3 separate regions of the Mus musculus genome follow, and regions 2 and 3 are each linked to region 1. Evidence: chromatin loops called from intact Hi-C (ENCODE). Cell type or tissue: left cerebral cortex. All regions are shown on one strand. Links, peaks and the distances in the headings refer to the core of each region. The heading gives the core; the rest is flanking DNA. Region 1 holds the start of Wasf2 (WAS protein family, member 2). Region 2 holds the start of Mir7017 (microRNA 7017). Region 3 holds the start of Ahdc1 (AT hook, DNA binding motif, containing 1).

Region 1 (9,945 bases), core at 1,016-9,015:
CATCATATGACTGAAGATGAGCTTAGTTGGTAGAGCACTTGCCTAGCGGGCATTGAGGTCCTGGCTTCGATCCGTAGCACCACAAAACCTGGGTATAATGGCCCAAGCCTGTTGGGAGATGGTTTTGTGCACTGTGTAAAGGTCTTTGTGTTATCCACATGCTGATCTCTGTACCCCAGAGAGTGGAATATGTCCAGACTTTGGTAATGTTACTTTTGTGGATCATCACCTGTCTCAGTGTTTTGTAAACATTCTTTCTTCTCCATCACCTCCTGATTGGTTTAATAAAGAGCTGATCAGACAACTAGCTGAGAGAAGAGAATAGGGAGACTTCCAATCCCGGTCAGGGGGTCCCAGAGAGTGAAGAAGAAAGGAAAGTGCCAAAAACAAATAAGGAGTCACCGTGAGGTCACACGGACCAGAGCAAGCCAGGGCAAGCCATGGATTGAAGGTAAAGGGACACATGGATGGGAATGGACAGCATTGGAAGGTTAGGATAGCTCAGAACCTTCCCAGCTTAGGCTTGTAGCTTGTTAATAAAAATACCAGGTCTCAGGCTGGAGAGATGGCTCAGTGGTTAAGAACACCAACTGCTCTTCCAGAGGTCCTGAGTTCAATTCCCAGCAACCACATGGTGGCTCACCAACCATCTGTAATGAGATCTGATGCCCTCTTCTGGTGTGTCTGAAGACAGCTACAGTGTACTCATATAAATAAAAGAAATTAAAAAAAAAAAAAAAAAAAAAAGCTGGGCGTGATGGTACACGCCTTTAATCCCAGCACTCAGGAGGCAGAGGCAGGCGGATTTCTGAGTTCGAGGCCAGCCTGGTCTACAAAGTGAGTTCCAGGACAGCCAGGGCTATACAGAGAGATCCTGTCTCGGGAAAAACAAAACAAAACGAAACAAACAAACAAAAAACAGGTTTCTGTGTCTTTATTTGGGAGCTAAAAGAGGCTAGAGCAATGTAGAAACGCCCTGTGTTTATTTGGGAAAAGTGGCATAGAAAATCCACCAAGAATTATTTTTAGACAAGTCTCTAAACCCAGAACTAGAAGTGGAGGTACAAGAATCAAGAGTTCAAGGTCAGGGGCTGAAGAAATAGCAGTTAGTAGCACTAGACGTTCCTTCCTCTAGAGGACCTCGGTTCAGTTCCCAGCACCCAGACAGCAGCTCAACTGTTTGCAGCTCCAGTTCCCGGGTATCCATGTCACCAGGCACAAACATATGCATGCAAACAAAACACCCAAACACAGAAATCTTTTTAAAATAAAACCAACAAACAAAAAAGACGTCAAATTCATCCTCAGCTGCATAGCTAAGTCCAGGCAAGCCTGTACTACTAGAAACCTTGTCTCAAAACACCAAGAAAAACAGAAAGGAAAAAAGAAACAATTTGACCCAGATTCCATCTCCTAGTGATTATCCCACGTTACACTAAGCATCACCCTGAAGGAAAATCAGCTCTAAAGTCCTGCAAACAGGGGGCTGGCAAGATGGCTCAGCCGGTAATAGCACTGACTGCTCTTCCGAAGGTTCTGAGTTCAAATCCCAGCAACCACCTGGTGACTCACAACCACCCGTAATGAAATTTGATGGCCTCTTCTGGCACATCTGAAGACACCTACAGTGTACTTATGTATAATAGTAATTTAAAAAAATCTTTAAGGGCTGGTGAGATGGCTCAGCAGGTAAGAGCACCCGACTGCTCTTCCAAAGGTCCTGAGTTCAAATCCCAGCAACTGTAATGAGATCTGACTCCCTCTTCTGGTATGTCTGAAGACAGCTACAGTGTACTTACATATAATAAATAAATAAATCTTTTAAAAAAAAACTGTATTCATTTAAAAAAATCTTTAAAAAAAAAAAGTCCTACAAACACCAATCTTTGAGTTTACAGAAAATAAAGACCAAACAACCTACAAATTATTATTTATAAATGTGGGGGGAGGACAGAGAGGGTGGTGATGTAATTCAGCTGGAAAGAGTGTCTGCTTAGCAGAACCATAAACAGAAAAAGGTGGGGGTGGGGGTCATTGTACTTTTATCAAAACAAGTACAGAGAGAGTGCTAAAAGGCATACTTCGGAATCTGAGAGAAAACGCCCACTGACTACATTTTAATTAAAGTAAAAGTTTTACATCACAGGAAAAAAAGTTTTCTACACAACACTATTTTCAGACACTGAAATCAACTTTGCTGTACAATATTTACTGTATATCTTGCTTGCATGTATGCATGTGCAGTGTGCATGTGCAGGCTGCCTGACATCAGAAGTGGAAATCAGATCCTCTGGAACTAAAGTCACACACATTCACACAAAGCCAAATGCTCATACAGACAATTAAAGGTAAAATAAAATATATTTTTTTAAAAAGACACAAGGGGCTGAGGAGATGGCTCAGCAGGTAAGAGCACTTGTTGCTCTGGCAGAGGACATAAGTCACTACATAAGTTGTGTGATTCACAACCATTTAAAAAAAAAAAAACCTTAAATGTCAAAAACCAAGTGGAGTATGCTAATGCTTGATGCCTATAATCCCAACATTTGGGAGTCTGACACAGGAAAATACTGGGATCAAGGTAAGCCTGAGTTACATAGGAAGACCCAGACTCATAAATAAATAAATAAATAAATAAATAAATAAATAAATAAATAAATAAATAAATAGCAACATTAAAAAGAAAATGACAACATGGATATAATTAAATGGGCAAACATATTTTTCAAGTGCTGGTGGCTTTGCACCCTCTAGTAGGAAAGTCAGATTATGTTAAAACCCAGAGTTTGTAATCACAGTTAAAACTCAGACAAAGCCTGGGAAGTATGATGGGGACAACGAACCAACAGTGATGACTCAATAAAGAGTCCCTTAATCGTTTACTCTGGAAGATTTAAGACCTAAAGTTACTTCATTCTATATTCTAAAATCTAGAAGACCGTTCTCAAAGTCCAGCCAACTCAACTGCCTTTTTCTGGGCAAGCGGTGCCTCCCACATGGCCCGGGACAGTCCTTACAGCTCCCTGACAGGAAGCAGGCTTGCAAGTCCTTTCCTTCCTTCCTCTAGCTGCTGCTTTTCTGGTTTTAGAATTTCAAACAAAGAAAATACATATTGGCTCCACAGCTCAGAAACGCCCTCTTTCTCAGCAACTTCCTCCTCGGATTTCCCTCCCTAACACTGGCACATGAGAACAATACCCACAGCTGGACCTGCTATTTTGATTAACCCAAAGCTCTGGCGGTTTGGAAAACTTAAGGGCTAAGGTACCCAGCTACTCCTACTCAAAGTCCACTGCCTTTACTCATCTGCAAGATAAGGAAAGAACAAAGAAAGAAAGGCTACACTTGAACACAGGCAGGCCATTGAAACTTTAGCCCCAAGGAACCCAAAGAAATTATACAACAGATGGATAAATTCTCCCTCCCAATAAAATGTAGCCTTTGTACAGAGGAGAGAAAGACACTCTGATGACACCACCTGGAGTCAAAACTCATGTCTCTATACAACAAATATTGGTGACACCTGCCTGGGACTCAAACGGAATCCTCTGCTGTCCTGACACACTTCGAAGTGATTTTTAACACTCAGAAATGGCCCTTCCTTAGTCACAAAGCAAGAAAAGGAGATGGGCTTATAATTAATAATCCTGAGCTTAAGACCTAGCCTGTCTCCACACCAAAAGTGAAATCAACTCTCCAGGCTAGACCCCTCCCTCCATTTATGACAAAGCAAACTTTGTAAGAGAACACTAACTTATCCCTGCGCGCCCGGTGCTTCCCAGAGGAAACACCCTCACTTTGGTAAGTGCCACACGTTCCGGTGTCACCCTGAGCAAGTTACTTCTCTGAAACCTACTTGACTTCCTCACCAGTAAACTTACAAGGACAGCTGGAAAAACTAAACAAGCACTTATACCTAAGGTTTGGCACATAGTAGGACAACCATTAACATTTTCCTTGGCTTTCTTCCTCTTCAGTGCTGGGCTTAAACGCCAAGGGTAACCCCTGATCTCTGAATCTATGAACATTTCCTCATCTCAAAGGACCACAGGACTTAGCCCTTCCCTGTCACGATCTGGGTAGCACCCATGCATTGGTACCAGTGGCCCGTAAGCCAAGGCTCCTTTCTGTAGGGCTCATTCTGTGCACATGTGCGCGTGCTCACACACTCCTCCACAATGTCCCTACCCCCAGCCTAGCAGCCAGGGTCCCCAAAGAGCACCTCAATTACTTTATGGTCCAAATATGGAAACTGAGGCTCAGCCTGGAGATGAACTTGTCCAGGAGCTCGGGGAGTTGCTGAGACCCAATTCACAGGCTTCGGTGAAGTCTATTTACAAATGGTAAACTGAGGCCCGAAGACGGAAGTGACTTGCTCAAGAACACACAGTGGGTTGGTGGTAGGGCCACTTTCGCCGACCCTCCCTAGTCTCCGAAGGGCACTCTGGGTCACCACCACCCCTGAGGTGTCGCCACGGCGCTGACAACACACGAGCCGCACCAGCGACCGTCAGAGCAGACACCCGGTGCCACCGGACCCTTGCAGGGGTGGCCGGGCCGGCGCTCGCCTCTCACAGCCGGGCGCGCCCAGGGGGACTTGTTGCTCACCTGACCTCGCGCAGTCGCCCTCAGCGACATGAAGGGCTGGGCAGCCGGTCCGCGTCCCCACGGAGAACGCTCCAGCCTACTGCTTCGCGGGCTGCTACTCAGCCGGACGCCCCCCTCAGCGCGCTACGCCCCCAGCCGCACTCCACCGGCCTGAGTCCGCCATTACGCGATTTCCCCGCCCCGGGACGCAGCCACACCCCGCCAACCGTTCTGATTGGCTCCCTGCCCCACCCGCCCGGAGCCCCCAGCTATCCCATTGGTCTGAATCCAATGCCAATTAAATAAGTACGCAAAAGACGTATTCAAAGGTAGTGTCCCGGGAACTCCACCCGAGCGACTTCCGCAATCGGAGTAAACAGAGGCGAGGACAAACCAAGTGAAGTGGAGATGGGACTAAAGGTACATCGACGCCCAAGTTTAAGTACAAAAATATCTGCTAAGACAGGGAAAGACCTCGGCTAACATGTATTGAAACACGATTTATTTTTATTAGAGTCCAGAGAGCCAGCCTGTTTTTTGTGTAAAGAACAGGCCGAGCCTATGAACTTTCTGTAGACACCCCTCAAGTGGCAGATCGTTCTGTCCCTTCACGCCTTGTCCCAAGCGGGACCGAAAGTCGGGTGGGGGCGAGTGAGTCATAGGCTTCAGCTCACCCCAAAGGATAGGTATTCGGGTGAAGCTGGCATCCTGAGATTGGGAGCTAGTTCTGAGAGGCCACTGTCAGGTGAGCCAAACACCTGTCACTTCACTCTGCAACTTCGGACAACTGCTGCCTACCTAGTTCTCACTTTGTTCTACAAAATAGATGCAGTAGGCCCTGGCACGTCCCAGTCCATGAAGGTGGGCAGTTTGAGAATACACTCCCAAGTGACTTATAGAATACAAAATGCTGCGGCTGGGTGACAACGTGACGAGTCCGGCTTAGCACATTTAGTATACTAGAGCATCTCTGTAGAGCAGGTATTGGCCTCTTGTGGAAGAATGGATCTTAGGCAGGCTTTGTTACCGCCACGTCTGCCTCCCTCTTTGCTTCCTTTCAAAAAGGGTGCACGGTGTGAGGGCGGTGGGGTGGAGGTCACGACACGACACGGCTCAGTCAGTAAAGTGCTGCTTTGAAAGAATGAGGACCTGCGTTTGAGAACTCAGATTCCAAACAAAGCCTAACAGGCCCGATGATACTGACTTCGCAGCGCTGGGGAGGCAGAGACAGGCAGAGCTCTAGCTCACAGGCCCAGCCTAGCCTAGCCTGCTCCTCCAGACTGGGCCAATGAGAGAGCCAGTTACTAAAACCAAGGTAAAAGTTGCCTGAAGAACAGCACCTGAGGTGATTCTCTGGCCTGCACTGGTCCATCCTCACATACAACATACACGCACACATACAACACCCTGAATACTTGATACAGTTTTCCCGCAGCCACCCAGCTAGTTGGAAATGACCACAGAACTCAGACCTACACCACTTAGCATCTATTCCTGTATTTCTTACTCTGTGACATCTTGTCACCTGAAAATGGCTTTTTTTTTTCTCATCCCCTTAACAGGCCAGGATGGTCCTAAGGGTGCTGGGTGACTGTTTCTTTCACTCTGGTCACTGTAAAACCAGCTAGACCAATATTCTTGTGGAAAAGTGGCCAGGCAGTGGTGGCACACGCCTTTAATCCCAGCACTTGGGAGGCAGAGGCAGGCAGATTTTTGAGTTCGAGGCCAGCCTGGTCTACAGAGTGAGTTCCAGGATAGCCAAGGCTACAGAGAGAAACCCTGTCTCAAAAAACCAAAAAAAAAAAAAAAAAAAAAAAGAAGAAGAAAAGTGCCCCCAGAGATATGGTCAACTTGTTCCTAGCGTTCTAAAAGTGAAGAGAAAAGAGATGACCGGTCAATGAATAACCCAAACAGAAGCCAAACGAAAATTTCACTGGGGCCCTCAGTGAGGTGGCCGGATGCTGGATCTTTTTTATTTTTATTTTTATTTTTGGAACAGGGTCTCTCTATTATGTAGCTCTTGGCTGTTCTGGAATACTGTGTAGGCCAAGTTGGCCTGAAACTTCCAGGGATCTCCCTGCCTCTGCCTCTGCCTCTGCCTCTCTGCCTCTCTGCCTCTGCCTCTCTGCCTCTGCCTCTCTGCCTCTGGCCCTGCCCCTGCTTTCCCTGCCCCTGCTTTCCCAGGGCTGGGATTAGAGACATTTGCCAGCACACTGGACATCCCCAGGTCTTTGTTCAGGTCTGTCCACTCTTAGAACAGAGCTCTAGCCATTGAGGACTGCTTTGGTCTGGCCATCGAGGGCCGCTCTGGTGTGTATGTCCAAGTCCTTTTCCCTCCCTGAAGTTCAAGACTTCAGAAAGGCAGACACCACCAAATAAACCGAGCCAACAGGGCCCCAGCGACTACTGGATTGGTGTCTTCTGGGCTTGAATTGGGACACTCAGTCTGACATGTGACTGTTTAAATCCCCGCTGTGACTGTTAAGTGAAGGAGGGCAAGCTGTGTAAATGACAGTGGCTTTGGGATCAGACTGACCTAAGATCAGGACAGAACTCCACCACTTCCAGTCTCTCTACGCCTCACTGACTTGTTCTCTAAAACATGGACACCAAGGGGCTAAGACACGGCTCAGTGGTTAAGAGCACTCGCCACTGGCAGACAATCCAGGTTCAGTTTCTGGCACTCACAAAGTGAGTCACAGCCACCTGTAACTTCAGTTCCAGGGGACTAGGACACCCTCTTCTGACCTCTAAGGGCACTACATATACCTGGTGCACACACATAGGTTGAAGCAAACATGCACATGAAAGAAAATAATTAAACCTTAAAAAAAATTGTGTGCAGTTGTGAGCATTCAGCGAATTAATGGCAGAATGAATGGGTGGGCAAAGCTCCCAGTGATCATTTGTTTACTAAAGGATTCATCCATTCAGTAGAAACTACTGAGGTGGTTCAACAGGTAAAAGCGCTTGCTGCCAAGCCTGGTAACTGAAATTCACTCCCCAGAACCCACCTGGTGGAAAGAGAGAATCAACGTTCATGCATAGGCCTTGGCATGTCTATGCCATTACATGCCATTACACATGCACGCATACAAACACACACACACACACACACACAGCACATAGACGCTTAAAAACTGCTAAGCACTTACAATCTGCAAAGCACCACGGGAATGGACAGCTGCAAAGTTGAGCAAATCAGACTCAGACCCTCATGGAACTTGGATTCCAAGTTAAATAAGTGACCAGGCTCATGAAAATACACCGTGGAAGGGAACAAGAAGGCAGAACAAGAAGCAACCTGTTTAGCAGAGTGAATGTTGGGATGGATCAGGTCAGAGGAAGCACCCCTCAGTAGGTGATATCTGGGGTGAATGGATAAACAGTGGGGAGGAGTGTCTGCCCATAAATGAGCTGGAAGCTGGAAAAGGTGGAACACATCAAAAGTCAAGGGGTGCAGAAGGAATGAAGCCACAAGGAGAGTGACATCAGGGAGGCAGGGCAGAGGAAACGTGACCTTCAGATCCTGTTATTGCTAAATAGATAAGAATGTTATGGGGGTAGGACCTGACTTTGAAAGTGGAGCTGTTCTCCTAGAATCTTGGCACTGCACTAAAAGAAGGAATCGTCAAGGTAGACTCGCTTGTGTCTGAACCTTGACTGTTACCAGTGCTCCCGGGCTTGAGTGACCTTGAACAGTCACCAAACCTTGCTGTACCTCTTCTACTCTTTGGAGAGCTGAAGATTGGATGTGATGGAAGGTCACAAGGCTGAGGTGACGATTTACCTTCACCGAGGAAATGGGAGTTTGCTCTTTCTTCCTTTCTTTCTTTCTTTCTCTCAAGATTTATTTATTTATTATGAGTACACTGTCGCTGTCTTCAGACACACCAGAAGAGGGCATTAGATCCCATTACAGATGGCTGTGAGCCACCATGTGGTTCCTGGGAATTGAACTCAGGACCTCTGGAAGAGCAACTGGTGCTCTTTCCATCTCTCCAGCCCAATGTATAGCCCAGGCTGGTCTCAAATCTGTGATCCTCCTGTCTCTGCAACTTCAGCAACTCCTACCTGTGTGTGCCATAACTGGCAAAAGTTACTTTTACATCGGGCTGGCGAGATGGCTCAGTGGGTAAGAGCAATGACTGCTCTTCTGTTTGTTTTTGTTTTTGTTTTTCGAGAGAGGGTTTCTCTGTATAGCCCTGGCTGTCCTGGAACTCACTTTGTAGACCAGGCTGGCCTTGAACTCAGAAATCTGCTTGCCTCTGCCTCCCGAGTGCTGGGACTAAAGGCATGTGCCACCACACCCGGCTCTGACTGCTCTTCTGAAGGTCCTGAGTTCAAATCCCAGCAACCACATGGTGGCTTACCCATAATGAGAGATCTGAGACCCTCTTCTGGTGCGTCTGAAGACAGTTACAGTATACTTATGTATAATAAAAAATAAATCTTTGGGCCTGAGGGAGCAGAGTTGACCAGAGCAAGTGGAGCTGACCAGAGCGAGCAGACGTCCTAAAATTCAATTCCCAACAACCACACGAAGGCTCACAACCATCGAGGTACTGCATCAATGGTGCTTAGTCAACCCCACATCCAGGGAAGTGAGTCTGAAGCAACAGATCCAGACCATGGATTGAGATAGAGCGGATGCAGACATTTATGCTCAGGCCATTGTTGCCTTCTGATCTTTAAGACTTTGAAGCCGAACAAGCTGGCTCTAAATCATTCCTTGACAACGTCCTCAATGTGTAATTTTGTTATTGTTTGGTTCTTCTTGTTGTTTGACAGTGTTATTTATTTTGTTTGGCCTCAAACTCAAGGCAATCCTCCTACCTGAGCTTTCTGAGTCCCAGGATTACCGATGTGTACCACGAAATCCAGCTATGGCTTTAGGCAGGGTACTTCACCTCTCGGAGCTTGTTTCCTTATCTGAAAGATACGGATCATAGCTGGAGTGAAGGGCAGCTATCATTTGCTCTTCTTCCTCAACATAAGTGCTTGTCCTGGGACTCAGGTCCTTTGGAAGTGCAGCAAGCCCTTTAAACCACTAAGTCATCTCTGCAGCCTGATACTATGTAGCCCACATTAGCCTCAAACCTGTAATTATCCCCCTGCCTCAGGCTCCTGAGTGTTGACATTACAGGTATGCGCCACTGTTCCTGGTTTGATGGTACACACTTACAATCCCAGAACTATGGCAGGAATTCAAGGCCCACCTGGACAACATCGAAAGTTTGAATCTAGTTTGGCCTGTACAGGGAGACCTTGTTTCAAAGTAAACAGAAAGTAAGGTTTTTAATTGTTTCTGGCCTAGTGTGGAAGGAGAAGCAGATGGATCTCTCTGAGTTTGAGGCT
Region 2 (9,945 bases), core at 1,128-9,127, 68 kb before region 1:
CCCCCTCACTAATTGGCCACCAGCCCCTTGACTTTGCTGCAGGCCTTCTTGGGAGCTGAAAGCAAGGCTGCAAATTGGCTGAGCAGGATGGGTCCAGGGAATTGTGTACCCGCTGTGGGGAGGGGGGACACAAGACAGGGCATCATCAGCCCATCAGAGCACCACATATACCAGGGTGGGGGAGTGATGACATCATACTTTCTCACAGGGCATTTCTACTTTACTTGGACAGCCACACAAAGCCATTCCTGTACACACACATACACACCCACAAATGTACACACCACGGGGTGAGTATGTAGGCAGATTCCACCCAGCTCTCCACACCAAGGCAGGGGAACCCTTGTATATTCCCAAGTGGATTCAATGTGCCAACTGCATTGAGCACACACTCAAGCAAAACCTTACCTGTTCATTAAGTCATCGGTCAGACATGTAGAAATCATTGATTGATTTTTACTTTTAGACGGAGTCTCAGGGTAGTCCAGGCTGCCCTTGAACTCACTACACAGCCAAGGATGGCATTAAACTTCAGATCCTCATCTCCATCTCCCAAGTGCTGGAATTGCAGGCGTGGACCAGCAAACCTGGTTTTATTATGGTATTAGGGATTGAACTGGGATTGATGTTCTAGGCAAGCACTTTCCCCGAGGGAGTGTGGGTGCCCTCAGATTCCCTGCAGCTGAATTATGTGATTGTGCTAGGTGCCCATCACAACTCCAGTCCTGTCACCCAGCCCACAGACACTGTTTATGTATGTAAGCTCACACACAGGGCCTGAGGCTACAGCAAAGCCTGGGGTTCAATCCCCATTTCTGTTGTTGTTGTTGTTTTAATAGCCCAGGCTGTGGTGGCGCAGCACTCCTTTAATCCCAGCACTCAGGAAGCAGAGGCAGGCAGATCTCTGAATTTCAGCACTCAGGAAGCAGAGGCAGGCAGATCTCTGAATTCCAGGCCAGCCTGATCTACAGAGTGAGTTCCAGGTCAGCCAGGATTACACAGAGAAACCCTGTCTTAAAAAAAGAAAGGAGAGAGAGAGAGAGAGAGAGAGAGAGAGAGAGAGAGAGAGAGAGAGAGAGAGAGAGAGAAAGAGAAAGAGAGAGAGAGAGGCAGGCATTGTCGCACAGTGGCTGATACCTAGAATTTTAACACTTAGGAGGCTGGGGCAAAAGGCTCACCAGTAGTTTGAGGCCAGCCTGGACTACAGAGACCCTGTCTCAAAATAAATAAATATCCACATAAACCAACTAACCACAGTCATGGATAATAAACCTGTGCGTGAACTCAGATGCACTACTTGAGGCAAGCATAAACGAACTCAGGTGAGTGCACACACTGGTACTCCAGGCCTATGTGCACACCTCACTCATGCGTGCATACACAGATGGGCAAGCAAGCAGCCATGGGCTAGGGAGAGGCTCCTTTGACTTGTCTCATGCCTCTGCATAAAAGCAAGTCAGGGATTTACCCAGTGCAGGAGGAAGCAATGGAGGAATCCACACAGCTTTCAAGATGCATTGTCCCCAGCCTCCCTGCTGAGGGTCCAAGTCTAGAACCTCCTCAGAGCTTCCCCCAAGTCTTCATTTGGCCCTGTGAGTATTTTCTGAAGAAAAAGAGCTCCCGACTTTGCCACTCGGCTCCAGTCTCCTTATCTCTGGGCCCAACCTCATAAGGTGCTGTGTTCTCTTGAGCATCACTAAGGTGTTTCTATTTTGACATCGGATGCCAGTTGGCTGTGTGGTGCTGGGCCCGCCGCAAAGCCCTTCTGTGCCTTTCCACATCTGTACAACAGGAACCAAAGGCTTTAAGTCTGTCCCGAGGAAGCCACTGACCCCTTTACAGATGTGCTCTACCCGGGTGTACATCTGGGAGCGTTATCAGCTGCAAAGACACCGACTGGAACACCACAGTGGAATGTCTGCACCTAGTATCAGGCTCAATGCCTTGCTGAATAAAGGCAGTTGAAGTCCAGACCGGAAAGCAGGGAGCTTTGAGCTGGAGCAGCTCCTGCCTGGGCAGCGTGGAAGCCTATACCTCCAAACCTTGTGTGTGTGTGTGTGTGTGTGTGTGTGTGTGTGTGTGTGAGAGAGAGAGAGAGAGAGAGAGAGAGAGAGAGAGAGAGAGAGAGAGAGAGAGAGAAAGAGGGTGAGTACTGGGTGGGGCACACACTAGGGCAGGGCGGGGGTGGCTGCTCCCTGGAGTGGAGTGGGAGGGTATCGCCATGCTGTCACACAGGAGAGCAATTCTACTTGGATTGCTCAGGCTGTTCAGGCTGTCTGTGTCCTTAAGCCCTGAAGAGCTTCCTCTGGGGCCCCACACCCTGGGCCTGGGGGAAGGGAGGCCCAGAAATTGCTCCCGATTCCATAATCTAGGTGAGAACTGGTTGCCAATCACCCTGAGCAGAACTTCAGGAAATGGTGCCAGGTTGCCCTGGTGGAAAGGTGGCCAGGAGGGGGCAGTGAGCAGCTGGCCGAGGCAGCCAGCCAGCACCATGGCTCAGGAGGCCTCTTAGATGTGCTTGCAATTATGCCTGCTCCTGTAGCTGTGTGCTGACTTGTGTCCTTGTTTTGCATAAGAGCAGAGCTCTGTACACAATGTCTAAGTGTGCTTTCTGGGCCTGGACTGTAGGCTACTTATTAGACAAATGCGTGTACGTGAACCCATGCATGTGTGAACAGGGCAGGATGTACCTGCTTGGAGCCCAGACGTAGGGAACCGGTGTTGTTCCCAAGTAGTCAAGGGCACAGGTTTCTTCTGCCCCAAAGGTCAAAGATGGCTGGGGCCTCAGTCAAGCTTGCTTGACTCCAAAGAACAAAAATACCCTCACCTGTTAGTGCAGCTGTAAAACTGAGCACTGGCAGGGTAGGTGCGGCAGGTAAGATCTCAGAGCGGAAACCTTAGACACTGGCACTCCTCAGCCTGCTGCGGGGTGGATCGTTGAGCAGCGTAAATGGCATAGCAGCAGGCAGGGTTAGGCAGCTCAAAGCACCTCTCTTGTCCACTGGGGACCTCGCACACTTCGCATGTGCTGCCTATAGCAGGTAGTGGGCACTCCGGTAAATGTCCATTTTTCCCTAGTTCCAGGAGGCGAACCGACTCGCACAGTGTCAGGGCTTTCTTCCCTGTGTGGCAGCAGTGGAGACAGCATCCAGGCACAGGCCTCTAGTTTCCCAGAACCACACTCCTTCCCTCCCGTTCCTCCAAGGGCGGCTCCGACACCATTTTGTCTTCTGCCAGGGCGGGCGTCTGGCTGCCTGTCAGTCACCAGCTCTGGCGGCCAAGTGCTGACTAAACACAGGCCGCGCGGGAGGGGAGCGAGGGGTTCTGTGCCCCCTCCCCGGCACCCCACCTCCAGCGATGAGCTCAGAGTGGCTGGCGCAGCACTTGCTGACAATTCAAAAACTTCTGCCCCCTCTCCCGCGATGCCCGTGGGTGACTCTGTGAACAGCAGGCGTGGTGACCCACGGCCCATGGCGCCCCCCTCACCAAACCCCCCGATTCTGCTCCCTGTCGTCTCCCCGGGCCACCCCACTGTGTCTACTGGGCCTGGATCTGGGTGTCTGCTCATAAATTACCCCTAGGGACAGTAACCCACAGCTGTGCTTCCAACAACCGTTGCTTCCTGGGTAGGTCATTTTGGGGGGTCAGAATGCAAACCCAGCCCCCTCAGTCTTCCTCAGGCAGGCAAGAGATGGGGCTTGGAGCAGTCCAAAACCTTTTTATCGGATTCCATTGTGAACGGTTCTATTTAAGGTAAGTTGCTTGGGTCTGTGAGGCAGACAAGATGCCGGCCAGATGTTGGAAGGCGGCATCAGCATTCAGTGTGCGCCTCTCCTGCCTGGTGCAAGGAGCTGTGGGCAGCCAGCTCTAGGGCTGTCCTCACAGAAGGGGACCTGTGCCTACAAACTAGCCAGAGGCCTCCTGCCTTTGAAGCCCACCCATGCTGGACCCCTTACAGAGTCCCTCACCCACCTGTGGCCTGCAGAGTTGCTTACCTTCTCCCACGAAACACACACACACACACACACACACACACACACACACAGACACCAAAGGTGACTGAGTGACTACAAAGACTTTATCAAATGATTGAAAAGGTTGGCATTTAAAGTATTCATGCGCGTACATAAGAGTTACATGGAATCTTCAGGTTATTGGGAGTACAAATGGGGTACACACAATAAACCCGGCAGGGAAGCAAATGAAACCAGACTTGAAACAACAACAATTTGGCTGTCCTAGCCAGGCATGGCTGAGGCAGGGGTCAGGAGGTCAAGGCCATCTTCAACTATATAGTAAGGTCAAGGCCTGCAGATCTACCTGAAACCCTATCTAAAAATAAAAAAATAAATAAAAAATTGTGGGGTGTGGCTTCACTCCACTGCTCAGGTCCCACCTCCCAACCTTTGGGAAGAAAGGGTCTATTTTTAGACAGTATTCCCTCTATGCATTAGCTAGCAGAAATCTTGATATGGGAAACACCAAGAGCCTATTGGAATAGGTCCTTATAAATATATTTCTATCAGAGAAAACAAGGCACTTCGGGAACATGATAGCTTTCTCTCCTATGTGTACATCATTCTAGGCAGAAGGTAAAAATTGGTTAGTTTCTCAAGTCAGTTAACTGAAGCAAGTTAATAATACAGGAGCAGAGCAGAGCTGTTCTCAGCCCTCACGGAGGCCCTAGGAAAGTGATGGAGGCAGGAAGCACAGCAGAGGCACCTCTCTGGGTAACACCTGGTCCCAGGTCCAATGGGCACCAGCCAAGCTCAAGGCTTAATCCCCCCTCCCCCAGAGGCTGACACGTCGGAGTTGGAGCTCCTGGCCCTGGTATGGTGCTTCCCTCCCCAGGCCCTGAGGTCAAGTCAGGGGCTGCAGCAGGAGGCAGTGCTAGCGCAGAACAGGGACACGGTGGGAATGCTTAAGCAGGGTCACCAAAGCCACAGAGACCTCAATCTGTCCAAGCTGGCGCTATAGAGTCAGAGGATCGGCGCCACGGGAAGAGATTTCACATTAGCCCTGACAACACCGCCTCGGCTCTGCGGTGACATTGGCCAGGGTCGTTTCTGAGGGCATTCAAGCCTCCACTGGAGACGAGCTGCAGCTTGGGCCAGCTGCTCTGAGCCTCCAAGGGATCCCCCGCCCCCTCCCCTGGAATGAAATCATTTCACAACCAAGGCAAAGCTACAAGTCACTCCTGACACTAGCAATTGCAAGCTGGGCCCCTGGGCTCCAGGAATGGGGGCAGCCCCCCTGGGCCAGGCAGACTGGGAAGGGACGTGGCTCCTTGGCCTCACGCTTAAGAGTCCTTATGGGCCACTGCTTTATAGTCTTACCAGCCTCAGCCCAGTTTAAATAGTCACTAAACTTGGTATTCTACGCTTACGGGATTCCACAAACACACCCACCTGCACTGGGTTCTTTATTATTTTAAAGGGCTCTGGGTTTAAAAGAAGCATGCTTAAAAAAAAATTTTTTTTTTGGGTACACATATGCCTAAGTAGAGCCTAGAGGACCTCTCAGCTGACTGGGTCCCCAGCCCCCCAAGCTGAGGAGGCTCTGCAAGGCCGGCTGCTACAAAGCGCAGAGCTTGGCTGCATGGATTTTAATGAGAGCGTCAGGCGGAGCTGTGCTGTTGCTCTCCGGGACTTGCAGATCATTACCAAACCAGCTGTAGGATGAGAACACAGCACATCGAAACCCTAGGAGGTCACTGAGCTAATGATCTAATCCTACCTTCCGCAGACAGGGCCCCTCCCCAGCTCCTCCCGCCCCCAGTCTTTCCTGGTGGACTCTGTCCATTCCAGAAGCCAGGCCAATACCGCCCCTTCAAGGTCGGAACAGAACCACAGTGAGCGGCTCTGGCTCCCCTTTCTCGGAGAGCAGGAGGGGAGTAATTTAGTAAAAACCATTAGGCCCAAACCCTGGCCTGGCCAGGCCCCAGGACTTCTATTTGGAAGGACCACTGCCCTCCCCTGCCTCTCCAGCCCCCGCTGGGCTGCAGCCAGGGTACCATCAACAGCCATGTTAAGGTTCTGATGAAAAAGCACCTTCAGCTTCTAAGGCACGGGGTGGGAAACATGCACAGCATGGAGTTGACTGCCAAACCCGGTGCCAGACACTGGATTTGGGGGGTTGGGGGGGGGGCAGGCCACGGACACATGGAGACACGGAGCACTCTGGAGTGGCCACAGCAGGAGGGCCTGCTGGCACCTGGTGCTTAGTCCCTACCTCTGAGTTCAAGAAAGGAGGCAGAGGGGAGGAACCCAGCAAGTGCAGGCAGCAGAGCCATGATTGCACTCTCCTCAAGCCGGAGGGGTTTATGAGGGCTTTGGCAATTACTACAACCATTTGCTGTGCTGGGTAGAGACAGATCCTGTTTCTCTTTGTTTCAGGCTCTGAAGCCAGAGATTTCAGCACAAGAGGCCACACAATAGTTGGGGCAGTAGAGAAGAAACCTTGCTGCTGGCCAGAGCTGCTCAGTTTTTTTCCTGAATAATAACACCCGTGTATCAGTTCTGGGAAGGGAGGTAAAGGGGGTGGGTCAGCATCATCATGCACAGCAAGGTGGTGAGGCAGGAAGACCCCGTGTCCTTCTGCCTCTCAGCCTTCTCCATGGCTGCCAGGCCCCCCCAGGCAGGTACCTGCAGCGGCTGCCAGCCTGAGGGACTGAAGTTTCTACAGCTGGCACAACCTCTGCTTAAATTGAGGAAACAAAAGGGGGAGGGAGCTGCAGTGAACTGCAAACTGCACCTGCCAAGGCTGGCTGCCCCACAGCTCCTCTCTACACTGCCTCCCCAGCACAGCTCCCATGCCACATGACTGGCTGCAGACAGAAGGGGAAATAAGAGCGGCTTACCAGAGCGGCTGCAGTTAAAGCTGCACCGGAGAGCCCCCCCCCCCCACCTCCCCGCACAGGCCATGAACCCTCCAAATGCAAGGCCGGCATTTGGGAGCTCTGGGGTAGAAGGGAGCCAGGCTGCTCTGCCCAGACTCCAGCAGGTGCTCATTATTTGGTCCCAGGAAACACAGGTGACTTGGAAACAGGAAGCCTGGGCTCTTGTTCTATCACTATCTGTGTGACCTTGAGAGAGTCACTTCTCATCTTGGCCTCAGTACCCTGAACAGGCAGGACCCAAGGTGTTCCACTCTCTTCCAGTCCTGCGGTGCCACACCTTCAAGTTTTGCTCCTGACAGTCAGCAGAGGCCCAGGTCCCTGAGTGTCAGGGCTAGTTTGGTCATGAATATCAGGTTAGAACTGGGCTGTCTTAAGGCACCTGGGGTGAGGAGGGGAATGCAAAGGACACCCAGACCCCACACTCACCCAGAGAGAGCATGGGAGGAAGGCCACACCCTCAGTCTCCAGAAGGGCATCACTTGTGAGACAGTCTTTAGAGGCCTGATGCCTTCTGGAACAAAGGCATCCAGGCAGAGCTAACAGAAGCAAGCCTACCTGCTGCAGAAGGCTGAGTGTGGGGCAGGAGTGTGCCAGTCTACTTGTCAGGGCACAGAAAAGGGACCACCTGCGCCCACACAGGCTGTACCCACTGCTGTGAGACAGGAGGTGGATAACATTATTTGAAGTAGCTAAATGAAAGGGTTTTGACGAAGGCCATGGGTTAAAATGGTTATCAGGGGAAGGCACTATCTCCAGTTGAAACCCAAGCAGAGGGATCTACTGTAGGGTTCTCCCTTCCTGTCACTAGATACGGTCACTTGAGGGAAAGATGGATCAGCTCAGCTGTGGACCCTCAGGAGCCCGCAGGCAGACACGAGGAAGAAGCATATGGTCAGTTGAAGGAAGCACTCGGATAGATCTTTGGCTTTGGCCCCTTGCAGTTCTTTGTCCCTTGCTTTCTTCCCCCCATGAGACTGTTAGTTTGTATGGAGGAAGGCAGGTGGGAGGACTAGAAAGAGGAATGTGGGCAGCAGGCGGAGTTAATCCGACCAGTCGTCTTCATCAAATTCAGAAGAATCATCTTCCGAGTCGCTGTACTCAACAGCGATCCGACGGGACAGGATGGTGGCCACATCATTGCCCACCACATCACGCTTCTCTTGCTCCCGTTGCTCTTCAACCCTTCGCAGCTGAAAGCCTGGAGGGAGAGGAGCAGGGTTAGGCAGGAAGCACAGCCCTAGTCTCACAACCCTCTGGGACTGAGTATCATCAGGACAGGATTATAAAGGACAGAGAAAGATGGATTCCTGAAGAAGCAAGGGAAAAAAAAAAGGAAAGACAGGTCCTGTGGAATCAGCATCTCTGGGTTGTGGACATCTCTGAAAGGAAGCCCGCTGTCCTGCCTGGCTGTGAGCACCAAGGCTTCTGAAGTTAGAGTACCCCCATCAGGCAAGTGCTCAGCCCTAGCTACAGTGGGGCTTGGAGGATTACCAACAGAACAAACCACACCTAACCCTCCGACCAAATCTGATCTCAATGAGTGACAGGAGAGTGGGGAGGGGGGAGGGGGGAGAGGAGGGAGGGGGAAGATGGGTGGCTGGAAGAAGAGAAGGGAAGGAGAGAAAAGAAAGAAAAAGATAGGAAGAAATGGGAGCAGGCAGGGAGGGATGAGAGAGCAGAGAAGACAGCTGCAACCGAGTCTGGCTGAAAAGTTGGCCGATGGGACAGTGACTCATTTTCATCTGGGGATCTTTTCCCAAGAAGATGTATGTAAACACACATAACGTGCTTACTTCAAGGAATTCTAGGGTCCCAGCTTAAAAAGTAATTCACAATCAACAAATAGAGGAAGAACTCTCAATCCCAGTATCTTTCAGGGAAGTCCCACCCTGACCTGGAGGTCTAATCTCTCAGTTGTCTGGGAAAGCTGTCTCCTTGAAAGGGTCAAGATCCTGCCCCAGCATCTCAGCTAAGGGTGCGTGTCCTCAGATCCAACCCTGGCTTTACCTTGGCGAATGGCAGAAAGCAGGTCACTGCGCGCGTCACTCACAGCAGGCAATGAAGACTTGGGCTTGGTGGCCTCAGAAGGTGGTGGTGGTGGTGGTGCAGCAGGCTGGCCATCAGCACCGCTGAAGGGGAGAGGCGGGGGCCCTGGAGGGGGAGGGGGAGGAGGAGGCGGAGGAGCACCTCCAGACGGTTGGGACAAAGGAGGTGGTGGCATTGGGTAGTCAGCTGCTGGTGGTGGGGGAGGTGGTGGAGGAGCAGCAAAATCAGGGTGAGGAGGGAAAGATGGAGGTGATGGGGGTGGAGGGGTCCCAGGAGACCCGAATCCCATCGATGGTAGTGGAGGTGGCACACTCATGGGAGGTGGAGGTGGAGGGGCAGGTGGAGGAGCGAAGCCAGGCTTGGGACCTGGCGGAGAGCTCAGAGGAGGAGCTGGGGGTGGATGGCTTGGGCTGACCATGCTGGTTCTTTTGGGTCCAGCCAAGACAGATCCTCTTTGGTTGTCTGCAGGGTAGCTGAAAGGCCAGAGGGACAAGATTTACCATCACGACCACAGTGCCAACTCCTGCCCAGAGGCAAGCTCTTCTATAAGCTCAGGCCCTTCTTAGTTGACTCCCATTTCGCTCTGCCTCAGACTGATAGAAACAGATCAGCCAAAACAGATCACCAAGGAATAAGCAGCACTATGGGCAGCCTTCCAGGAGAAGGGGACAACTGGAGACTGAAGGAGGCGACTGAGCACCCTGTCATCTAGGAGAAGGGGACAACTGGAGACTGAAGGAGGTGACTGAGCACCCCGTCATCCAGGAGAAGGGGACAACTGGAGACTGAAGGAGGTGACTGAGCACCCCGTCATCCAGGAGAAGGGGACAACTGGAGACTGAAGGAGACGACTGAGCACCCTGTCAGGAAGACTAGCAGAGACAGCAGTTCAGGTCCCCTTTAATCTTTTCAGGAGATGGCTCCTTGAACCCTCCTGGAGAGTGTCCCATGGGTGGCTGTCAGTGTAAACCTCTAGCTAGACCTAAATACATACAAGAAAG
Region 3 (9,945 bases), core at 1,259-9,258, 120 kb after region 1:
CTGGGCAGGAGGGGCTCTTTCCCTCCTCCTTTCCAGGCAGTCTCAGGGGACCTCCTCCTCCTCCTCTGGTCCTAGCTCCAGGCATTAGGGGCTACCCTAGCAGTTCCTGTCAGCTCCATGAGGCCTCCTGTCTGCCTGCAGGGATATGGGATGGGAGGGTCACACCGGTGTCTCCCCAGAAACAGCAGAGACTGGTTTGGGCCATGTGTGGTACTGGTCCAGTCTGGGCACTGGCCATCCTGAGAAGCACAAAGCAATGTATCCACCACCTACCAAACCAGCATCTACCCCTCCATATATATATACACGCACACACACACAGAATCTTAGTGCCCTGCCCACTCAGCAGCCCCTACTGCACTGGCACACACCCATCTGCTGCCTACCTTGCATTCCCAGCAGGCTCCAACAGTGCCCCAGCACCCAGCCTTCTTCTTGAAATCGCGCCTCCCAACATTCTTCCAGGCTGCTGTGTTCTCTCTACTCCCCTCCCCTCCAACAGTTCATAGTTCAAGTCACACAACTGACAGAGAAAAGAAGGCTGAAGAGGAAGGCATGGGAGGACACTGTCATCCTCCTGAGACCCTGGGGTCAGATCAGCAATGAGACTCATCAGAGAAGGACTTGCAGAAGGGACGGAATATGGCTTCCTCCTGACCCACCTCAGGCAAAGTTCAGATTGGCTTCACCCTGGCATGCCACTGGGCGGGGGCCAGGGGCTGGCTGCCTCTCTTCACGGCTCTCCTTGCCCCTGGCTGGGCTCTTTCTCTCTCCCCCTTCAGAGCAGCCCTCCCTGCCCTCTCCCTCCAAGCTCCCTGGCTCTCACATCCTCAGCTCTTGGAAGCCTGACTCACTGTTTCCCCTCCTCTCTCCCCTCCCTCCCTCCCTCCCTCTCCTGGCAGCAGTGCCTCCCCCTCCCCTGAGGGGGCTCTGGCCACAAGGGTGCCTGCCTGCTCTTCTCCATGGGCTCCAGCCCCTCTCTGTGCCAAGGAGGCCCCCCTGCAGCTGAGCCAGTTCCCCAGCTACAGAGAGGTAGGATACAAGAGCTTGAGTCCCAGGCTGGCCTAGCCAGGGTATCTGTGACTCTGGGCAAGTGGCTCCTCCCCTTTGGGTCTGTATTCCTTCTGTCAAGCACACGGTTGGGGAGGGGTACCTCAAGGGATGATGACAGACACCTTTGGGGTGCTAAAGTCCCCCACTTTTATAACATGGGTGTTTCCTTGCACAGGGTGCCTGCCAACCTGTGGAGTAACCCACCTAGCCTAGGCCCCGCCCACAGGTCCCAAGAACTCTGGCTCCCAGATACCTGAGAAGGACAGAGAGGGAAGGCTGCTCTGAGGCTGGAAGCATTAGTCAAGACCCATGGAATCCCCGCCCCGTCACGCTATGGGATTCTTCCCTTGTCTCTTTCCCACCTTCCCCCCCCCCCCATTTCCCAGAGACATATACACTTTTATTTCTATAGTTCACTCCTAGCCCTCAATCATGGCAAGGAGGCCTGCAGTGCCTCCTAGAGTCTGCCTGCAGGAGAGAGGTGGTGGGATGAGGCTAGGTCCTCGGAGGTTCCTGGGGTCCACCACCGAGCCCTGAGACCCCAGCATTCCTTGCCTAGTTTCTCTCTCACTCTCTTCAATGGCTTTAGCCTCTCTCTCTTTCCCACTCTTCAGGAGCATGTGGCTGTCTGGGTCTCCTCCCCCCCATCCCACTCTGGGGGGGGGGGGGATCTGCTGGCATTAGCAACAATATTACCCTTGCTTCATCTAGCTGTCGCCAACTCCACCACACCTAGGCTTTGCCTCTTCTCTCTGTCCCAAGAGATCCCAGCCACCAGAGACAGAGCTTGGCTCCATCCCATAATAGTGCATCTGCTTGACCTCACCCAGCCAGACCAGAAGGGCTAGGGCATCTGGTACACAGACATGGCACCCCTTGGTCTTGGGAGGCTGGCAGAAGACATGTAACTCGCTCACGCTCCCCACCCCCTCATAACCCCCTCCCGAGCGCTCCTGAGCGCTCTCTCTCTCTCTCTCTCTCTCTCACTCACACACACACACACACACACACACACACACACACAGAGGCTCACAGGCTCACAGATTCACGGACTCGACTCACAAGTAGCCCTGGGGGTGGTACAGAGCAAGGGAGGAAAATGACCAAATCCAGGTTTGCTTGAAGGGAAGCCCTGTCCAATGAGAAACAGAGCCATGCTTCAGGCTGACATCCCTCAGGAGGCTCTATCAGTGCACCCACCAAACCCTTTTCTGTCAGGAACGGTCTGCCCCAGTTATAATCAGCTGGAGCCCCCACCCCTTAACATCTTTCAGAATCCAGACCTAATCTCCCTTCATATACCTCTGCTGAACTCAGCAAGCAAGAGACCTTTCCCTGCCAATAGCTAAGCACATGGCGCGGGGGGGGGGGGGGGTTGCCCCACCACCACCACCAAAGGCCCCATCAGTTAGGCTGGAGAACAATATAGAGTAATCCTGGAAGCCTCACACACTAAAACTGGAAAACTAAACTGTTTACCCAGATTACCTGGGGGTGTCAGGGGCTCCCTGACCCTGAGACCTTGTTCCAGACCCCCCCCCAACCCAACAGCCATAATAAACAGCCAAGTCTTTCTCTAGGACAACAGATTTCTCTAAGCCCAACAGCTCCTTCCGTCACTACCTCAGCCATAGATCACATTAAAAACTCACAGAGGGCAACTTAAACCCATCACATTTGTTTCTCTCTATATTATTTCAAAAGTAACGGCATTAAAAATGGATTTTAGTACAGAAAATAAATATCAGCACGTGGGCCTGCAGCCCAGGCGGAGAAGAAAGCCCACCAGGGGACTGTCCCTGGGGGGGCACAGGCACAGCTTAGGCACTGGCCAGGGAGGTGCCTGAATGGTCAAACAGCACCCTGGAGATGCCAAGGGAGGGGGGCAATGTCTGCCCCACCTGGGCACCTGCTCCCATGCCAAACCAAGTGGGAGATGAGTCACAGGTTTGGGTGGATGCCCATCCCCTCTCTAGTCACTGCCACCTCTGAAGGGTGGGTGCTCTGGGGCCAGAAGTTCACCAGTCTCGGGGGATTACTCCAGCTATCAACACAGGGGAAATGAATTCAACTTACTATCCCGTTTGGTTTTTCCATTACAATAAAAATAAATATACATCTGCTCAAAGGAAGGCGATTTAACAAGTGGCATGCATGTGCTACCTCGAGGGTCCCTCCACAGCTGAACACCACAGCCGAGCCTGCCTGCTCCTCCCATGCTGGGGGGGTGGGGGGGGTGGGGGGGGGATGAACAGACTGGTAATCTTTCACTTACAGCCCTGGCGCACACAGACACACACACCGGGCCACACTGAACGGGGACAAGTCAACAATAGAAACACCCCGAATGCTCCTGGCAGGACTCTGCCCAGGCCTGGGCTCATGCCCCTGCCCTGCCAGCGGCAACAGCGAGAGCGGACAGAATGTGGCCACCCTGACCCGGAGGCAAAGCTTGTCCTCACACCCTGAGCTCAGCCCAGGGAGCTGGGGCCAAGTCCCGCCTGACACCAACTGGTCCAGCGGGAAACGCCTGCCCAGCCAGACAGGCACAGGCCCCCCAAGGGTCCCTCCTTGTGCTCAGGGACCAGGCTGGTGCAGCCCAGCCCTGCCTCCCAGGGTGACGCCTGGGCCCAAATTCAGCTGGCCCTGCCAGTCAAGCACTGGTGCAGAACCGAGGGCACCAGGCTCAGCCCCTCCCAGCCCAGCCCCAGGGCCCCCAAGCTGGGAGGGAGGGGAGACTCCCCACCCCTCCACATCTGGCCCTGGCCCCTAGGGTCTGCGGTAGAGAATTCCCGCCCCCGCTTCTCTCCCTCCTCCTGCTCTGTGCGATCTGTGCCCGCTGCCCGCCTCAGGGACAGCCCCAGCTCCCGCCTCCGGCCAGCAAGGCCCACATCCTTCCTCCCTCAGCTGGCCCCTTTGCCTGGCAGGAGGCTGGGGGGGTCAGGCTGCTGGGGAACCCTCCCCCCCCCAGCTCCCATCAGTCCTCGTCCCCAGCCCCCAAACTCTGGGTTGCTGTCCCTTTTCCTGTAGAACAGGAAACAAGGTTATCTCCTAGTCTCAGAGCCAGCCCCCTGCCCCTTTGGCTCTGCCCAGGGACCCAGACCCAGCCAGGGAAGGCGCCCTCAGCCAGAAAGCAGAGATTCAGCAGCTCACCCCAGCTCCCGACCTAGGGGGCTGACAGCTGTCACTCAGCACCCCACCCCCTGGGGAAGAGGGGGCCGATTCAATCAGAGCCCTAGAGGAAACGTATTGATACACGATTATTTATTTATTTATGCAAAAGTGAGCCGACTTTGTTCGCCAGGTAACCGGGCACGCGGCCCAACCCCTCTGGCCAGGCCGCCCCCAAATCCCTCCTCCGCCCCACACCCCCTCCGGGTCATTAGGTCCCCGCCCCTCAACTCCCAGAGCGCCAACGGAACCTTGGGATTTGGGGGCTGGAGGGGAGGGGCTCCTCCCTCCGCAGTCTCCCCTTTTCCCAGCGCCTATCCTAAAATCCAGCCTTGTTCTCCGCTCCCACGGTCCCCCTACATCCCCCCCCCCACATTCTCAGCAAGCTGGAGAGCAAATTGCAGTTTTAAATCCAAAGGCGGAGGGAGGGGGAGGAGGAGGGGGTGCGCGGCAGCTCTGGGCGCGCACCTCGCCCCCGAGCCGGGGGAGCCGCGGGGCGGCCAGGAAACCCGAGAACCCCCCCTCCCCGCCCCCCCTCCCCGTCCACCTCCCCCTCCCCCTTCCCGGCGCTGCCTGCCAGGCTTCGAGCCGAGCCCAGCCGAGCCGCGGGCCCCGGTGGAAACAAAGACCGATCGCACCGCGGGCACCGCAGCCACGGGGTCCGGCGGACCGGACTGGGGGCGCTGGGCCCCCCCACAGTGCGCTGCACAAAAGAGCCTGGCCGGCCGGTCCCCAACCGCGTCTATTGCTGGGCAGGAGGCGCTACTTACCGGAGTGCTGGGCTGCCGGCTCCGTGGGTCCGAGCCAGGCGAGGGGTTTCGGGGGGCGTCTATCTTCCGCCGGCGGCAGCGACACGGGCGCCCGGCTGCTGGGAAGAGGAGTCGTAGAGGAGCCCTGAGCCGCCTGCCGTCGCTGACAGCATGGCTCGCGCCTCGGCTCACATTCTCCGCCGCTAACTCCGCTGGACACGGCCCCCCGCTCCCGCGGCGTCCCCCCCACCACGATTACTCCTTCGCTATCTGCGCCCCACTCGCTTCCCCAGCCGCTCACACACTCTCACAGCCCTGGACACCCCCGCCCCAACCCCCCAATTGCAAACCTGGGAGGGAAGACGCCCCGCGTAGTCCTCCTGCTCCTCCTCCGCCGCCCTCCTCCCTCCCGCTCTGTCTGTCTGTCTGTTTGTCTGCCTGTCTCTATTTCTCTCTCTCTCTCTGCCTTTCTCTGCTCTCCGAGCTGGGTGGGAAAAGGAAATGAGGACAGAAAGCAGACGCTGGCTTTGGGTGGTGGTAGCTGGATTCCCTCTCTCCCTCCCTCCTCCCTCCTCCCCTCCCTCCTCCTGCCTTCTGCTCTCTCCGCTGCGAGCGGGGCTGAGCGCAGCCTGGCGGGTGGCTCGCTCGGCCCGCCCGCCCGCCTGTCTGTCTGTCTGGTCTGCCTCGCTCGCTCCCTCCCTCCGTCTCTCGCCCTCGCCCTGCCTGCCTGCCTGCCTCTCTCCGTCTCCGCCGCCGCCGCCGTTGCCTCTGCGAGCTCGCCTTACCTTCGCTGCTCACCATCCGGAACCCCAGGGGGGAGCGCGCGCAGAGCACGCCGGGACTTGTAGTCCCTGTTCGGCCGCTCCGCGCGCTGTGCGGGCGGGGCCACTCCGGCTGCTCCGACGGCGCGGCCCGGAGCGGACCCTATGCCGGAGTATCCCTGGCCCGGATGAATCCCGTTTTATCTAGGACTGCTGATCCTCCTCAAGGGTTAGGAACATTCCGGGCGTTCCGAGGCCCCTACTCGGGGCTCTGGCTGCGCCAAGGTTGCGGGTGGTAGCGCAGGGGCGGGGTCTGAGAATAAAATGAGTGGAATCGGGCATCAGAGGATGAGCCAAAAGGGCTGCGACTTTCTGGGGTGTCCCAAACACGTTGAGAGGGCCCATGGAGAGACGAGAGGACCTACACTTTCAATTTGGGGACGTTTTTCCTATCAGAAGAGGCGTTTGGCAAGAAAGCCGCTCTGGAAACGCTACAGTCTCCTCCGCATTTCGTGGCCCTTCGCCTCAAACTCAGCCCTGGATTTAGTTCTTCCAGCGCCTACTTTTTATTGTCGTCCACGGGCGGCGAGGGCGCAAAAAATTCTGGACAAAGTGTAGATACCATGCCTTCTGAATTTGAACAATTGTTTGTGAGCGGAATTCAACAGTTCTCCAGCGCCTGCTGCGGCGTGGGGGTTGGGCGCAGCACTTTCACCTACCTCCTCTTCAGGTCACATCTGTTCTCCAGCCCCTGGCTCTGGGCCCCCTGCCTTGCCTATCCCACAGATGGGAATGTGCGCCTCTGAGGAAGGCTTTGTTACCCCCAGGGAGGTGGCTGGACAGCTCTGAAAGGAGAATTGCCGCGGCTGCCATTTACTGAGCACCCGGGCAGCACGGGGTCCTTGGAGCCTTGCAGAAAAAACCCTACGAGACCTTATTTCTATTTTAGATATAAGAGTTCCGGAGCCCAGGTGTCCCGATTAGAAAGTGGTAGATTCAGCATCTGGATAATTTCAAAGCTTCCTTCCTTCCTTAACCCTTGGGCGGTAACAGAGTGGTGATTCCCTCTACTCCACCCCCCCCCCCCCGCGTCCCCGCCATCCTTTACTGTTGATCTTTCTTCCCTGTGTCTATGTGTCCTCCCTTGGCACTAAGGTAGATAAGGTTTGCAGAAGAAACAGATGAGTGATGCAGTGATCACTGCCCTGCTACTTGTCTATTGACTGCTTCTGAGCTGATCCCAACTCATGACTGTGTCTGACATTCCTTTGGCCAATGTCTGCCAACTTAGTCCATCTTGCCCCATGTCCTAAGCTTCTCTAGCAATGCCTTTACTCCCTGATCCACCTGCTTCTGATGCCTTCTTTGCTCTTGCAGGGTAATTGCTAGTCAACACATGTTTAGATGGTGACATTATGCTAACAACACATCCACACCACCTTCACCATCCCTCCATCTCTCCCAGTCCCTACCTATAGAGCAATTGAAACTTTTCCAGAAAGCAAGTAACAGGGGAGGCTCTAAAAAGCACACCCACTGATGTGGCATCGTGGCACATGTGGCCAGCTGGAGAGGCCTCTGTCTAGGGGCCACTTCGCTTGCAGACAAAGTAACCCCAAGAACTGATTATGATAAGAACGGGCATTAATAAAAGCAGGAGGTGCTTTAGCGATCCTTTGTAGCTTCAAAACTCAACTCTGAGGTCATCACAAGCAGAACTTTTGGTGTCTTGCCATAACTGCCGCCCATAGGGCAAACTTTAGTGCTGATGGGTGTGAGAGACTCCCAGGTCTGCCCATCTCTAATGCCTCACCCACCTTTACCAAGGATAGGAAGACCCTTACTGCTTGAATTAAATGTAGGCAGAGGTTGGGATGAGATCATACTGGTGGCAGAGAGCCCCAGGAAAGATGGGACTAATCGATATTCAAGAAAAGCATAAAGGGGGCGGGGGGAATGGCTAGTTAGGTGGCAAAAGGCACACGAAAAAGAAGTTAGGTAGAATTTCCCAAATATGCTCCAAATTCTCCAGGCTGCTTCAGGTGTCCCCTCTGCAGAAGTAGTGGGTAGCCCCAAAGGGTTACAGATTCCTAGAAACAAAACACAGCAGAGCCTTCCTGGAATTTAGGGACAGGTTTTTCTTATGGAGCCTTTCCAAAGTATGTTGGGGAAGGGGTCCCCCAAACTGCACATGAACTATTATGCGGGATGCTGCTGCCACCTAGTGTCCAATCTCCATATCTGCTCCGGTGATTTAAGCTGAGGAAGAGCTAGGAAGAGCCTCTCCTCTTTCTGGGGTCAGCTTCCTCCAACCACGTTTGTTTCACTGGAGACAAAACCTAGTATATTCAGACCCAGGAAATATTACTTGAAAGTAAAGATAAAACTGTGGGGACCTAAGGTTTTAAAGGCCGTGTAAACTGGGATCCAGGCACACCTGGGCTTGCCTTTATTTGTTGTGTTGTCAGAGGCCCAGGTTTCCATGGATAAAATAGACTCAGGTTCCTGAATGGTATGTGCCTGTAACCCCAGCATAGGGAAAGTGGAAGCAGGAGGATCAGAAATCTAAGGTCATCTTCAGCTGTACAGGTACACAAGGCCAGCCTGGGCTACATGAGAGACTCCCTCTAGAATAAATAAATAAATAAACAAATAAATAAATAAATAGAAAACTGGCAAGGTAGAGGAGAGATTAGGTTATAATAAGAATGGCAATGACAGCCGGGCAGTGGTGGCACACTCCTTTAATCCCAGCACTTGGGAGGCAGAGGCAGGCAGATTTCTGAGTTCGAGGCCAGCCTGGTCTACAAAGTGAGTTCCAGGACAGCAAGGGCTACACAGAGAAACCCTATCTCAAAAAACAAAACAAAACAAAAGAACGGCAATGACTGATAGTCCCTGGGATTCATAGAAAGGGGAGAAACGATGGGTGCCCCCTCTCTGAATACAAAGGTTCTGGGGCTTCCAGAAAGGATGTCTGAATTGCTATAGAGTAATTCAGTTTCCTCCATACAAGAAGAAACTGGGACCTAACAAGCTTTCCTGAACTTTCCTGAGCCACTGAGCTGCAGATCCAAGAACAAGATGTGCCCTGGACTAGAGCCACTCTGTCCCAGCTTTACCCGCCATCGAATGCAATGGCTAGATCTAGGGTCCAGGAGATCAGGGTAGCAGGAAGCCCCCCTGACAGTGAAAACTACTACGGGCCCCCACTTTACCCTCCTTCAGACCAGCCCCTCTCCCCTCCCCTGCACAATCCTCCCACATTCCTCTAGGCAACAGGAAACCCCAGCTGCAGCCCAGACTTCAAACAGCTCCTCCCTCTGGGGCAGGGGGTGTGGGAGGAGAGGCCAGAGGCCACAGGGCAAAGGTCAGCTTTGTTCCTGCCAGAGGTGGTGAGGGACCTGGAGAAGACAGAGGGGGGTAGGGTAAGGTCCTTGACGGTCACACGGCATATGTGTAAATTCCTGTGTCCATCAGGGTGTACAAGGTCCTGGCTCTCTCCACCGAGTCTTGGGGGGTAAGTGTGTGTCCTTGGCTTGCCTTCGGTTATCTCTCTAACTGTAGGTCAGCACATTGTTGTCTGTCTGTGTGTGCTTAGCCTGGGACACCACTGATAATTCCGTAGGTGTTATCAAGTATAGTGATATGCTCAGTTCACGGGCCTGGTCAAAGCTATGTGTCCTAGAAGCGTGACCTAGTGTGGTTCCATGTGTTCAGAGTGGATGTCCTCCTGTCTCTTCTGTTATCCCTCCTCTACCCTAGTCACGAAGTGGAGGCTGAGCTTGTGCCTGGAATCCCAGCGCCGGTGTTCAGGAGGCTGGAGTTTGAAGCTAATGTAGATGACATATTTCCTAGCCAGCCTGAGGCATGCCCGCCACCTCACCCTAAGCCCCATCTCAAAAGCAAAACAAATCAGGGGCCGGAGGGTCACAGCCTTTCAGCTGGTCTCCTAGAAGACCAGAGTTTCTTGCCACTAATTGTGATTTCAGCTCGGGTGCAGGGTGGGCGTGGGGGAAACTTTGGTATCCACAGACACTGTACACACACACACACACACACACACACACAATTTTGAAAACCCCCCACAAAACTCTATTTTGCCTTCTAACGCTGTTGTCCAAGGGTTAGAATCCCAGCCAAGCACATGGCTGACCAGGACTTCAAATAATTCACCATCTCCATTTTTGGCACTAACCCACTGTCAGTGT

What was found. A loop is a pair of places that touch in the nucleus more often than their neighbours do. Peaks named below come from ENCODE experiments on the same cell type or tissue, not always from the same donor. Only the 100,000 strongest peaks of a DNase experiment are listed, where the experiment ranks them.
Region 2: a loop joins it to region 1, with 2.3 times the contacts of the local background. A loop is called at or near these places in 11 of 42 quality-filtered maps.
Region 3: a loop joins it to region 1, with 8 times the contacts of the local background. A loop is called at or near these places in 8 of 42 quality-filtered maps.

What each region holds. Positions count from the first base shown.
Region 1 is chr4:133,125,392-133,135,336 of GRCm38, reverse strand. It overlaps Wasf2 (WAS protein family, member 2), which reads right to left and starts at 4,704. Exons shown (of 9, transcript NM_153423.6): 1 at 4,609-4,704. In left cerebral cortex, for the core only: no CTCF peak of the experiment used is centred there; DNase peaks (open chromatin) are centred at 3,067, 3,843, 4,133 and 4,895; H3K4me3 peaks cover 3,037 bases; H3K27ac peaks cover 3,164 bases.
Region 2 is chr4:133,193,868-133,203,812 of GRCm38, reverse strand. It overlaps Wasf2 (WAS protein family, member 2), which reads right to left. Exons shown (of 9, transcript NM_153423.6): 8 at 8,906-9,417; 9 at 5,483-8,096. The coding sequence ends at 7,939. It overlaps Mir7017 (microRNA 7017), which reads right to left and starts at 8,158; the gene lies at 8,097-8,158. In left cerebral cortex, for the core only: a CTCF peak has its summit at 2,445 (motif pointing right); DNase peaks (open chromatin) are centred at 2,443, 3,279, 3,776 and 5,647; H3K27ac peaks cover 2,900 bases.
Region 3 is chr4:133,007,337-133,017,281 of GRCm38, reverse strand. It overlaps Ahdc1 (AT hook, DNA binding motif, containing 1), which reads right to left and starts at 5,776. Exons shown (of 7, transcript NM_146155.3): 1 at 5,759-5,776; 2 at 4,995-5,092. It overlaps Gm36599 (a long non-coding RNA gene), which reads left to right and starts at 9,130. Exons shown (of 3, transcript XR_390813.3): 1 at 9,130-9,254. In left cerebral cortex, for the core only: CTCF peaks have their summits at 1,531, 6,002 and 7,948 (motif pointing left); DNase peaks (open chromatin) are centred at 4,169, 4,868, 5,721, 7,937 and 3 more places; H3K4me3 peaks cover 4,122 bases; H3K27ac peaks cover 3,317 bases.